Linked DNA regions of Homo sapiens: region 1 is linked to region 2. A link is a contact called in ENCODE Hi-C or POLR2A ChIA-PET data. All regions are on one chromosome and are shown on one strand. The core of a region is the stretch at or near the end of the contact, and the rest is flanking DNA. Distances in the headings are between cores, read along the strand shown. Region 1 holds the start of UCKL1 (uridine-cytidine kinase 1 like 1). Region 2 holds the start of SLC2A4RG (SLC2A4 regulator).

Region 1 (5,536 bases), core at 2,033-4,532, 220 kb after region 2:
CTTTGGGAGGCCAAGGCAGGTGGATCACCTGAGGTTGGGCGTTTGAGACCAGCCTGACCAACATGGAGAAACCCTGTCTCTACTAAAAACACAAAATTAGCCGGGCGTAGTGGCACATGCCTGTAATCCCAGCTACTTGGGAGGCTGAGGCAGGAGAATTGCTTGAACCCGGGAGGCAGAGGTTGCTGTGAGCTGAGATTGCGCCACTGCAATCCAGCCTGGGCAACAAGAGCAAAACTCCATCTCAAAAACAAAACAAAACAAAACAAAAGAAATACACACAGGCAGCCGGGTGCAGTGGCTCACGCCTGTAATCCCAGCACTTTCAGAGGCTGAGCGGGCAGATCATCTGAGGTCAGGAGTTCAAGACCAGCCTGGCCAACATGGTGAAACCCCGTCTCTACTAAAAATACAAAAAATTAGCTGGGCGTGGTGGCGGGCGCCTGTAGTCCCAGCTACTCGGGAGGCTGAGGCAGGAGAACTGCTTGAACCCGGGAGGCGGAGGTTGCAGTGAGCCGAGATGGTGCCATTGCACTCCAGCCCAGGACTCTATCTCCAAAAAAAAAAGAAAGGAAGAAAAATAAGCACAGGCATGTGTGGAGACCTGGAGGCAGGGCTGCCCCTCACGAACCATCCACAATGCCAAGGAAACCAGAAGCAAACGTCCAGCAGCAGGGAGCGCAGGGCATGTGAAACCGACACTGAGGAAACAGCCACGGGAGAGAGCACACAGGGAGAAAGGAAGGCTCGGGCACTCCCTTGCTGTGGTTCAGGCCTGTTCTACCACCCCTGGGGTCACCATCGCCCACGGACCTTCCTGCTGGGTGCCTGTAGCACGGCACCTCCTGACAGGTCAGGTTTAAGGGAAGTTTGCTGGATAACTAAAATGAGGCTGGGGGGAGGAGGGAGCAGGGAGGAGCTAGCCCACAGGAGCCAATGCAGGCCTGACCCCACTGGTGCCGGACTGACTCAGGGAGAGTCATTAGGGCTGCTTTCTCAGGCTGGATGAGCACTGGGGGTTGGGGGCTTGCCCTGGCCCACCCCACCACTCAGGAAACCTTCCCTCAGCAGGACCTGCCCTGCACAGATCATGGGCAGCCTCCCTCTGCTCCCCACTTCCACAGCCCCAGACTCCATCTCAACCGCAGCCAGGAGTCACTGCTAACACCACAAAGGACCTGTTCCTGCACCAGCACGGGCCAGCTCTGGGGGCAGGTGCCCAGGACAGAGTCACGAGTGGCAAGCAGACAATAAACAACAGGCAAGATGGACAGACTGATTGCCGGGAGGATGTGGCAGGAGGCACTGGAACGGTGGTGGAGGAACCCCAGCCCTGGGGACAGACCTCCACCCGTGCACAGACCTCCAAGCTGGAGCCTGCTCTGGAACACTAAGGGCAGCAGCAGAGGTTGAAGAGGGGCAGACGCAGGAACGTTGGGGACACGCTCGGGGAACAGTGAGAAAAGCCCTAGGCTGGGGCAGAGGAAGTCCTCGATGGCACAAGCATCAGGACACAAAGTGCAAGAAATGTGCCTAAGACAAGAGGCAGTTCCAGGGCAGACCGGGGCCCCTGGAGAAGGGTGCTGCAATCTATCCTCACTGCCTGGAGCTTCCCTCCTGTCCCTTGGTAACCACACCAAAGAAAGATAACAACAGTCTCTGCCTCGTGGGACACAGCGAGGGCCACCGTGCCCAGCCCACCGTCTGTGCACAGGGCAGGCCCAGATGGCTGCTGCCACCAACCTGTGTCATCCAGGAGTGCCTTTCTCAAGAGCTCTCAGTGCTTATCTAGCGTTGGCCTGCCCCACCTCGGGTTAAATCAAAACCTCTTTGGTGGCTGGGCGCGGTGGCTCACGCCTGTAATCCCACGGAGGCCGAGGCGGGCAGATCACCTGAGGTCAGGAGTTGGAGACCAGCCTGGACAACCTGACAAAATACCTCTCTACTAAAAATACAAAAAAAAATTAGCCGGGCGTGGTGGCGCACACCTGTAATTCCAGCTACTCGGGAGGCTGAGGCAGGAGAATTGCTTGAACTGAGCTCGGGAAAGGGAGGTTGCAGTGAGCCGAGATCGAGCCACTGCACTCCAGCCTGGGCGACAGAGTGAGACTCCATCTCAAAACAAAAAAACAACGCCTCTTTGGAACCAGCAGAGGAACAGACTCAGGCCCTATTAGACTCCAGCCATGCAAAGTTCCTAGTCACTGCCCACTGGGAGGGTGTGGACCTGAAGGGACGCAGGGCCAGGGGAAAGCTCTTTCTGCTCAGCAGCTCCTGGAGAGGAGCGACCCTGTGCCGGGACACCCTTCCCCCTGCGGCATCCAGCGCAGCCCATCTCTGAGGGAGTCCTGGCTCACAGCGTTTCTGACAGGAGTCACAGCCTGAACCCAGGCAAGAGGCGCCTGAGTGGGAACAACCCCTTCCTGGGGACCCCGCGGGCTCCCCAAGGGACACTTCAGACCCGGAAGGGAGGGGCAGCGCCCAGAGCGCCCTCTTGCAGCCCCGGGCACTGCGTGGCCACCGCCCCCTGACGGCCACGGCCCCAAAGGCGCCGCGCAGGGCCCGGCTCCCAGAGGGGCCACTCGGGGTGACGAACCGGGGTGGGGGCGGGTTCCTCCCGCTGCACCCCCACAACTTCCCCACTTCATGCTCTTGCAAAGCCCCCGCAGAGGCTCGAAGGTGCCACGCGCGTGCGAGGCAATCCGAAGGCACCGTGCGCCGCAGCACCTCCAAATCCTAAGCCCTGGCCTCGCGGGTCGGGCAGGGCCACACCCCGAGCCGACAACATAGACCAACTCGCACAGTCGAGCAGGCACACAGCCCGCCGGGCGCTCGAGGCCGAGGGCCCCACCCACCGGGGGCAGAGACCAAGGTCAACGCTGGGGGTGCGCACCCGGACTCCTTCCCCGAGCCCCGAGGAGCCTGCCGGCTTGGGCCAGGTCCGTCCTCCCGGCCGCTTCAAGCCCGCGGGGTTCCACCCGGCACGTGGGAGAACGGGGCGCCGCCGCCTGGCCTCCGGGAGTGGGGGACTTGGGCTCGCGGCGGGGACGGACCACCCGCCCAGCTCGGCCGGATCTGCAGCCCCTTCCCGCTCGCCAGTGGAGTGGAGGCGAGGCCCACGCCTACCGGTCCTCGCACGCGGTCTCGCTTTTCTCAGCCTGCCGGCCTGGTGTGTCTCGGGCCGTAGGTGGCGACGTGGGCGAAGGATCAGCGTCCGCGCGGGCCGGGGGCGCAGCCATGGCGCTCGGAGGCCTCTTTGCGGGCCTGGCCGGGCGGCGCGCATGGGCCGCCGGGAGCTGGCGGGTCCCTCTCTTGCCCACCGCGGACTACAAGCCCCACAAGGCCGCGCGTCGCGGACTACAAGCCCCACAAGGCCGCGCGTCGCGGACTACAAGCCCCACAAGGCCGCGCGTCGCGGACTACAAGCCCCACAAGGCCGCGCGTCGCGGACTACAAGCCCCACAAGGCCGCGCGGCGGGCATGGGGGACCCGTAGTTCGGCAGCCTCCGCCACGTGCCTGGAGGGCCCCGCCCCCTGTTTTTCACCACAAACTGAGCCGCACAAAAACCCTGGAAAAAAATCAATAAACATTTATTTGATACAGTCATTTTAATACATACAGTGATGGCCCGTCCCCACGCCACTCGGGACCAGGGCGCGGGGCGGGGACGAGGACCGGGGACAGATGGTCACAAGGCGGGCGGGGCCCGAACTCACCGTTGAAACATCTCGCAAATAAACACTTTGTAGATAGAATATATATGTATATATATATGGTTACAAGTGATAGCTGGAACCTCTTTCAAAATGCACTTATGTACTGAGAACTGGCATTAAAAAACCCAAACCAAGAAACCCAAAGCACGGGACGCCCGGCCGCGAGGCAGGGGAAAGCCTGGGGCCCCAGACCCGGGCCTGGGGGAGCCGCCTGGGGCCCCGCCAAACGCGGCACACGGGGACGGCCCCTCCCGGGGTCAGGCTCACTGGCTCCTTCCCTTCAGCGCCACCAGGCAGGAGGGCCAACGGTCACACAGGAGGCACCCTCACCTGCCTTTGCACCAGCAAATAAAGTGCATCCCATTTTCGTGTGAGCGTCGGCCCGGTGAGTCAGCCCTTCCGGGCCCTTTCCTGTTCTCAGGGCAGGGGGCGTGCGCTGAGCCAGAGGTAGATCTGCAGAAAGGGCCCCGACTGGGCCTCGGGCAGGGCCGGCGCCCACCACACTCTGGGGGTCAGCTATGCTGGTCCCTCTCACTGAGGGCTCCTGGAGGCCTATGTGGGCCAGCGTAGGGAGTGGGCAGACCCTGCTGAGCTCCACCCAGGGCCCCACCCCTTGGGAGGAGGGCTCTGCGGACCAGCATGTGGCAGAGGGAGGGCAGAAAGGAGGGGGTCAGACCCAACAGCCACTTCTGGCAGTAGCCCCCACGCCTACCTTAAAGACAAAGGGGGTTAAAGTGCTAAACATCAAGGTATCCAGGACTCCTCTTCCCACACCAGGGATTATCTGTGGGCTTTGGGAGTGTCCCGGAAACTCACCCCCAGCAAAAACCAGACCCTCTTCTCTTCTCCCCAAGGGCCAAGTACCTGAGAGGCTGGGGCAGGCACCACACCCTGCAGGTGTTCAGGTCCACCCTCCTCCCGCCATTGGTGGCAAGGACAAAGTGCACCTAGGCCCCCGCCCAGTGCCTGCTCCCCTCCCCTCCCCTCCCCTCCCCTCATGAGGCTGCCCCAGCAGCAGCTGCCAGACCCCACCCTCCACCTCCGGCTCCTCCAGCTCCACCAGTGAAGCTCTGGGACACAGGAAGGAATGCCTCCCCCGACCCTCTGACGCTGGGTCACGCCCATCTCTGCCCCAGCCTCCATCCTCTCATCAGGCCGAGGTGTGCGTGGGTGGGGGGAGTCCGGGTCTCCACACCCACTCCCTGGCACATCTGGCAAGGGCTGCTGAGGGTTGGAGCCTTCTGGCCCAAGGATGAAGCCAGAGACAGGAAGTGTTCTGCAACCCCAGTCCCCAAAGTGCTCCTGGAACTTGTCTCCCTACTACTGCAGGCCAAGCCCAGTGGGGCCCCTTCTCCCTGGGGAATGGGGGAGGGTGGGTGCTGGGGGCAGAGGCAGTGCCCAGTCAGTACTGCCTCCCTGAGCAGCAAGGGACCCCAACCCCAGAGACCCACGCCCTGGTCCAGCCCAGCCCCCAGGCCCACCGTCTGCACCAGGAAACCCTTAGCACCAAATGTCGGATTGCGAGTGTTTGTATAAAAAACAATTTAAAAAAAAGGTTGTTACTTGTCACAGCAACAAGACTGGCATCCACTACACCCAGGAGACACACGCACACGGGCAAACATCAAAATTCTCATCGTCCAGGGTCAGTGGGGCCGAGCCCTCAGCCCACTCCCACCCACCCTGGAAAATGGCCTCCCTCCAAACCTACCCCCTCTGAGCCTCATCCTCCCTGCAATGCCGTGGTTGGAAGGCAGGACCCCAGGGAGGGAGCCACAGGCTGTGGCCACCTCTTCCAGGCACCCTGGACTCCCTGCCT
Region 2 (4,930 bases), core at 497-2,996:
GAGCTGCACCGGGGCCCGCGCAGCAGCAGGGGTGAGCAGAGGGCGGGGCGGGGGCGGCCGGGCGGGGCTTACTGTGCAGCGCGTGCCAACCCCTGGGCCAGACCCGCTCCTGCCCCCTGCCCGGAGTGAACTCTGCCCTGACCCCACCCCCAGCCCTGCGGCCTGCCAGCATGGATCTCCTGCGCCCACACTGGCTGGAGGTGTCCAGGGACATCACCGGACCGCAGGCAGCCCCCTCTGCCTTCCCACACCAGGAGCTGCCCCGGGCTCTGCCGGCAGCTGCAGCCACCGCAGGGTGCGCTGGCCTCGAGGCCACCTATTCCAACGTGGGGCTGGCGGCCCTTCCCGGGGTCAGCCTGGCGGCCAGCCCTGTGGTGGCCGAGTATGCCCGCGTCCAGAAGCGCAAAGGGACCCATCGCAGTCCCCAAGAGCCACAGCAGGGGAAGACTGAGGTGACCCCGGCCGCTCAGGTAACGTGGGCCAGGGTAGGGCGCTGTGGGTGGGGCCGGCAGATCCTCAGCAGGTTGGATGGTGCTGACCCCTCCTCGGGTTGGCTTCCTGTCTCCAGGTGGACGTCCTGTACTCCAGGGTCTGCAAGCCTAAAAGGAGGGACCCAGGACCCACCACAGACCCGCTGGACCCCAAGGGCCAGGGAGCGATTCTGGCCCTGGCGGGTGACCTGGCCTACCAGACCCTCCCGCTCAGGGCCCTGGATGTGGACAGCGGCCCCCTGGAAAACGTGTATGAGAGCATCCGGGAGCTGGGGGACCCTGCTGGCAGGAGCAGCACGTGCGGGGCTGGGACGCCCCCTGCTTCCAGCTGCCCCAGCCTAGGGAGGGGCTGGAGACCCCTCCCTGCCTCCCTGCCCTGAACACTCAAGGACCTGTGCTCCTTCCTCCAGAGTGAGGCCCGTCCCCCGCCCCGCCCCGCCTCACAGCTGACAGCGCCAGTCCCAGGTCCCCGGGCTGCCAGCCCGTGAGGTCCGTGAGGTCCTGGCCGCTCTGACAGCCGCGGCCTCCCCGGGCTCCAGAGAAGGCCCGCGTCTAAATAAAGCGCCAGCGCAGGATGAAAGCGGCCAGCCTCGCAGCCTGCTCTTCTTGAAAGCTGGGCGGGTTGGGGCGGGGGGCTTCTCTGGAAGGCTTGGAGCTGTCCCCTCTGGCCTTGGGGGACTGGCTGCCCCCGGGGCGCCCGGGCCTAGCCGAGGCGGTGCTCCTGCCGGCCAGACTCTCGGTCAGTGCGGGCACGGGGTCCCAGCCACTCCTAGGGGGCAGCGCAGCCGGCAGGGTGGCCGCCCCCGGGTGGGACTTGGACCCTGGACTCCACGGGAGGGCTCCGCCACCCAGCCTGGTGTTACATAAGGGGTGGTGGAGGTGGGCAGTCGAGCGTTAAAGAGTAACCTGCTGCCGGGAAGCCCGCCAAGCAATCGCGGCCCCTTCCCCGGCTCTGGCAGCTCTGCGAGCGCGCCCGTGGGGAACGGGCCCTCCCCGGCGGGGCGCGCGGGCGCGCGAGGTGGGCGGAGGCCTCGGAGCTGTGCCGGGCCGGGCCTCCCTCCCTAGGCCAGCGCGGGAGCGACCCGGAGGGGGCGGGCCCGGGGCGGGGCCTCGAAGCGCTGGCCGGCGGGAGCGCGGCCGGCCGGGCCCGCCCGCCTGCGGTGTGGACGCCGCGCGGCCAATGCGCGCGCCGGGACGGGACGGGACGGGGCGGGGCGGGGCGGGACGAGACGGGGCGGGGCGGGGCGGGCCGGGCAGCCTCCGGGCGGCGCGGCGCGGGCGGCGGCCGGATCCAGGGCGGGGGTCGGCGGCCCGGCCAGCCCGGCCCGGCCCGGGGCCGCGTCCTGAGAGTCAGCCCTCGCCGCTGCAGCCTCGGCGCCCGGCCGGCCGGCCATGGAGCGCCCCCCGCCCCGCGCCGCCGGCCGGGACCCCAGTGCGCTGCGGGCCGAGGCGCCGTGGCTGCGCGCGGAGGGTCCGGGGCCGCGCGCCGCGCCCGTGACGGTGCCCACGCCGCCGCAGGTACCGGGCGCCGGTGGGCGGGGGCGCCGACCAAGTTTCTCTCGCTGCAAAGATGGCGTCAGTGCTGCCCAAACTTCGGGCCCCCGGGGGCGGGGCAGCGGGGAGGGCGGCCGCGTCGGTCCGCGCGTGTCCGTGGGTCCCGCCGGGGCTGCGCCGGGCGGCCGGGGAGCCCTTCCCGCCGCGCCGGGCTGGGGGCGGGGCCGGGGGCGGGGCCGCGCCGTCCACACCGGCCGCAGCCGGTTTTCGAGGCGGGCGCCGAGCGGATCCGCGGCGGAGGTTGAGGGACCCCCCTCCCCCGGCCACCGCCTCCGCTGAGTCTGCCCCCTCCCCATCCGCAGGGCTCTTCCGTGGGCGGCGGCTTCGCGGGCTTGGAGTTCGCGCGGCCGCAGGAGTCGGAGCCGCGGGCCTCGGACCTGGGGGCCCCCCGGACGTGGACGGGGGCGGCGGCGGGGCCCCGGACTCCGTCGGCGCACATCCCCGTCCCAGCGCAGAGGTGAGCGGGAGGCCCGGTGCCTCGGGACTCGGTGTGCGCAGGGGCGGTGGGTGGGGTGCGGAGACACCGGCCCCGACGGAGGCCAGGTCAGGGCCCCAGGTTTGTAATTACCAGCCACCCCCAAGCTCTTCAGCCCTGGAGGAGCTGAGCAGAAATGATCGATGACTGGGAGTCCCTACACCTCCCTCCACCGCAGTTCCTCGGGGCTAGAGCTCAGAACCCGGAGCGGGTGGCTGTGCGTCTCTGTGCAGAAGAGGCTGCGCGGTCGGCATGGGGCGACTGTCCAGGAATCCCTGGGGCTCCTGACCGCCACCTCCCAACCCCTGCCAGGCCGGACACCTCGGTCTGGCTGCCAGGGCAGGGGCGGGCCCTGGCCTGGCTCGCTGGGGCCTGGGGAGCTGCCCGTGCTTCCAGCCCAGTCTCCCCCTGGCTGCTGCCGGCTGCTGGCCACTCCCACCTCCCAGGCCTGGCGTGAGGCCCACAGCTGCTGTTGCACAACCCTGGTTAATGTGTGATGGGGGGAGGCCTGGGCCTGGCCCGCCCCTCTGCCAGGGCTTCAGACCCCTGCCCAGCCCCAGTATCTGAAGGAACCACAGTGGAGCCAAGCCCGCGATGTGGAGAACTCAGGCTTCAGGAGACCCTGGCCCTGCTCCTGGCGGCTCCGGGTGGCTTTCAGCTCTCTCTGCAACCTGAGCTGGGGGAGGAGCCAGGCCTCATGCCCAGGGCTGGGAGTGGGGAGCCTGGTGTGCACGCGTGCCCAGGCCTGCACGTGGACCGACCAGGGGAGGGGCCCAGAGCTCTGGCTGGGTCACCCGCACCCCGCCCCCATCTCCTCCAGAGCCACCCCAGGAAAAGCCCGGCTGGACGAGGTCATGGCTGCCGCTGCCCTTACAAGCCTGTCCACCAGCCCTCTCCTTCTGGGGGCCCCGGTTGCAGCCTTCAGCCCAGGTAAGACTCAGATGTCTGCATTTAGGGGTGTGGGTGGGGACAGGGCTCAGAACCTACAGCCACCCAGCCTCTGTGGGGCAAGCAGAGCCCTCAAACCTGGGACTCCTTTCTAAAATGGACTCCCGCACCCTCAGTGCCCCCTACTGAGGCCAAAGCGGCAGGACCCAGGCCTTCTGGCCTCCCTGACCTGCTCACCTCCACGCGGCTGGCCACACACGTCTGCCAACCCTTTCCTGTGCCGGGGGGGTTTCTCCCCAAGCCCTGGGGCCAGCTCCTCCAAGACGCTCTGCCCACCAGTCTCACCGGACTTGGTGAACAGGGGCAGCTCAGGATTAGGGACTCCCTGGACCCACCCGAAGTTCTAAGGCGGGGGGCCCGTGTCCCCACAGAGCCTGGCCTGGAGCCCTGGAAGGAGGCCCTGGTGCGGCCCCCAGGCAGCTACAGCAGCAGCAGCAACAGTGGAGACTGGGGATGGGACCTGGCCAGTGACCAGTCCTCTCCGTCCACCCCGTCACCCCCACTGCCCCCCGAGGCAGCCCACTTTCTGTTTGGGGAGCCCACCCTGAGAAAAAGGAAGGTGAGCTTGGGGGCGGCCCCCAGGGAGGGGCGGGTGTGGCGGCTGAGCCTGACCCTGGCCCCTGTTGCTGCAGAGCCCGGCCCAGGTCATGTTCCAGTGTCTGTGGAAGAGCTGCGGGAAGGTGCTGAGCACGGCGTCGGCGATGCAGAGACACATCCGCCTGGTGCACCTGGGGTGCGGCGGGGCCTGGGGTGCGGCGGGGCCTGCGGGTTGGCTGGGGTTGTGAGGCCCGGCCAGGCCACCCCTTCAGCTCCCACTGGCTGGCTGTGTCTCCCGCAGGAGGCAGGCAGAGCCTGAGCAGAGTGATGGTGAGGAGGACTTCTACTACACAGAGCTGGATGTTGGTGTGGACACGCTGACCGACGGGCTGTCCAGCCTGACTCCAGTGTCCCCCACGGCCTCCATGCCGCCTGCCTTCCCCCGCCTGGAGCTGCCAGAGCTGCTGGAGCCCCCAGCCCTGCCTAGTCCCCTGCGGCCGCCTGCCCCGCCCCTGCCCCCGCCCCCTGTCCTGAGCACCGTTGCTAACCCCCAGTCCTGTCACAGTGACCGTGTCTACCAGGTGGGTGAGGCCACGGGTGGCAGCTGGGGCGGGTCTCAGGGCTCTCTGGAGGGGAGTGAAGCCCTGGCTGTGTCTCCCTGTAGGGCTGCCTGACGCCCGCCCGCCTGGAGCCGCAGCCCACGGAGGTCGGAGCCTGCCCACCCGCCTTGTCCTCCAGGATCGGAGTCACCCTGAGGTGCGTGTGGGCTGAGGGCCTGCGGCTGGCACCAGGTGGGGAGGGTCCTGGTCTCACAGCACCCCATGTCCTGTGACCCCCCGCACAGGAAGCCCCGCGGCGACGCGAAGAAGTGCCGGAAGGTGTATGGCATGGAGCGCCGGGACCTCTGGTGCACAGCCTGCCGCTG

The links. A loop is a pair of places that touch in the nucleus more often than their neighbours do. ChIA-PET counts read pairs that join two places held with the same protein, here RNA polymerase II (POLR2A). Pooled maps may share reads with other maps.
Region 1: a map of ascending aorta shows a loop between it and region 2 (12-fold over the local background). The contact joins the promoter of UCKL1 here to the promoter of SLC2A4RG in region 2. A Hi-C loop is called at or near these places in 8 of 168 maps with a recorded cell type or tissue (CD4-positive, alpha-beta memory T cell, CD8-positive, alpha-beta T cell, ascending aorta and 4 more), 16 of 37 single-sample maps with no recorded cell type and 18 of 50 pooled maps. POLR2A ChIA-PET finds 5 or more read pairs at or near these places in 8 of 52 experiments (Caco-2, H1, HepG2 and 4 more).

Annotation. Positions count from the first base shown.
Region 1 is chr20:63,953,134-63,958,669 of GRCh38, forward strand. UCKL1 (uridine-cytidine kinase 1 like 1) reads right to left here and starts at 3,283. Exons shown (of 15, transcript NM_017859.4): 1 at 3,127-3,283. The coding sequence starts at 3,239. ZNF512B (zinc finger protein 512B) reads right to left here. Exons shown (of 17, transcript NM_020713.3): 17 at 3,571-5,536. It overlaps UCKL1-AS1 (UCKL1 antisense RNA 1), which reads left to right and starts at 251. Exons shown (of 1, transcript NR_027287.2): 1 at 251-3,852. RefSeq lists silencers at 2,370-2,679, 2,730-2,779, 2,880-3,249, 3,840-4,049 and enhancers at 3,380-3,439, 3,469-4,356, 4,357-5,242.
Region 2 is chr20:63,738,030-63,742,959 of GRCh38, forward strand. SLC2A4RG (SLC2A4 regulator) reads left to right here and starts at 1,747. Exons shown (of 8, transcript NM_020062.4): 1 at 1,747-2,009; 2 at 2,348-2,502; 3 at 3,341-3,450; 4 at 3,840-4,027; 5 at 4,101-4,201; 6 at 4,307-4,586; 7 at 4,670-4,761; 8 at 4,850-4,930. The coding sequence starts at 1,884. LIME1 (Lck interacting transmembrane adaptor 1) reads left to right here. Exons shown (of 6, transcript NM_017806.4): 4 at 1-31; 5 at 154-470; 6 at 569-1,074. The coding sequence ends at 871. RefSeq lists an enhancer at 1-530 and silencers at 1-110, 191-250, 1,255-1,754, 2,005-2,154, 2,165-2,864.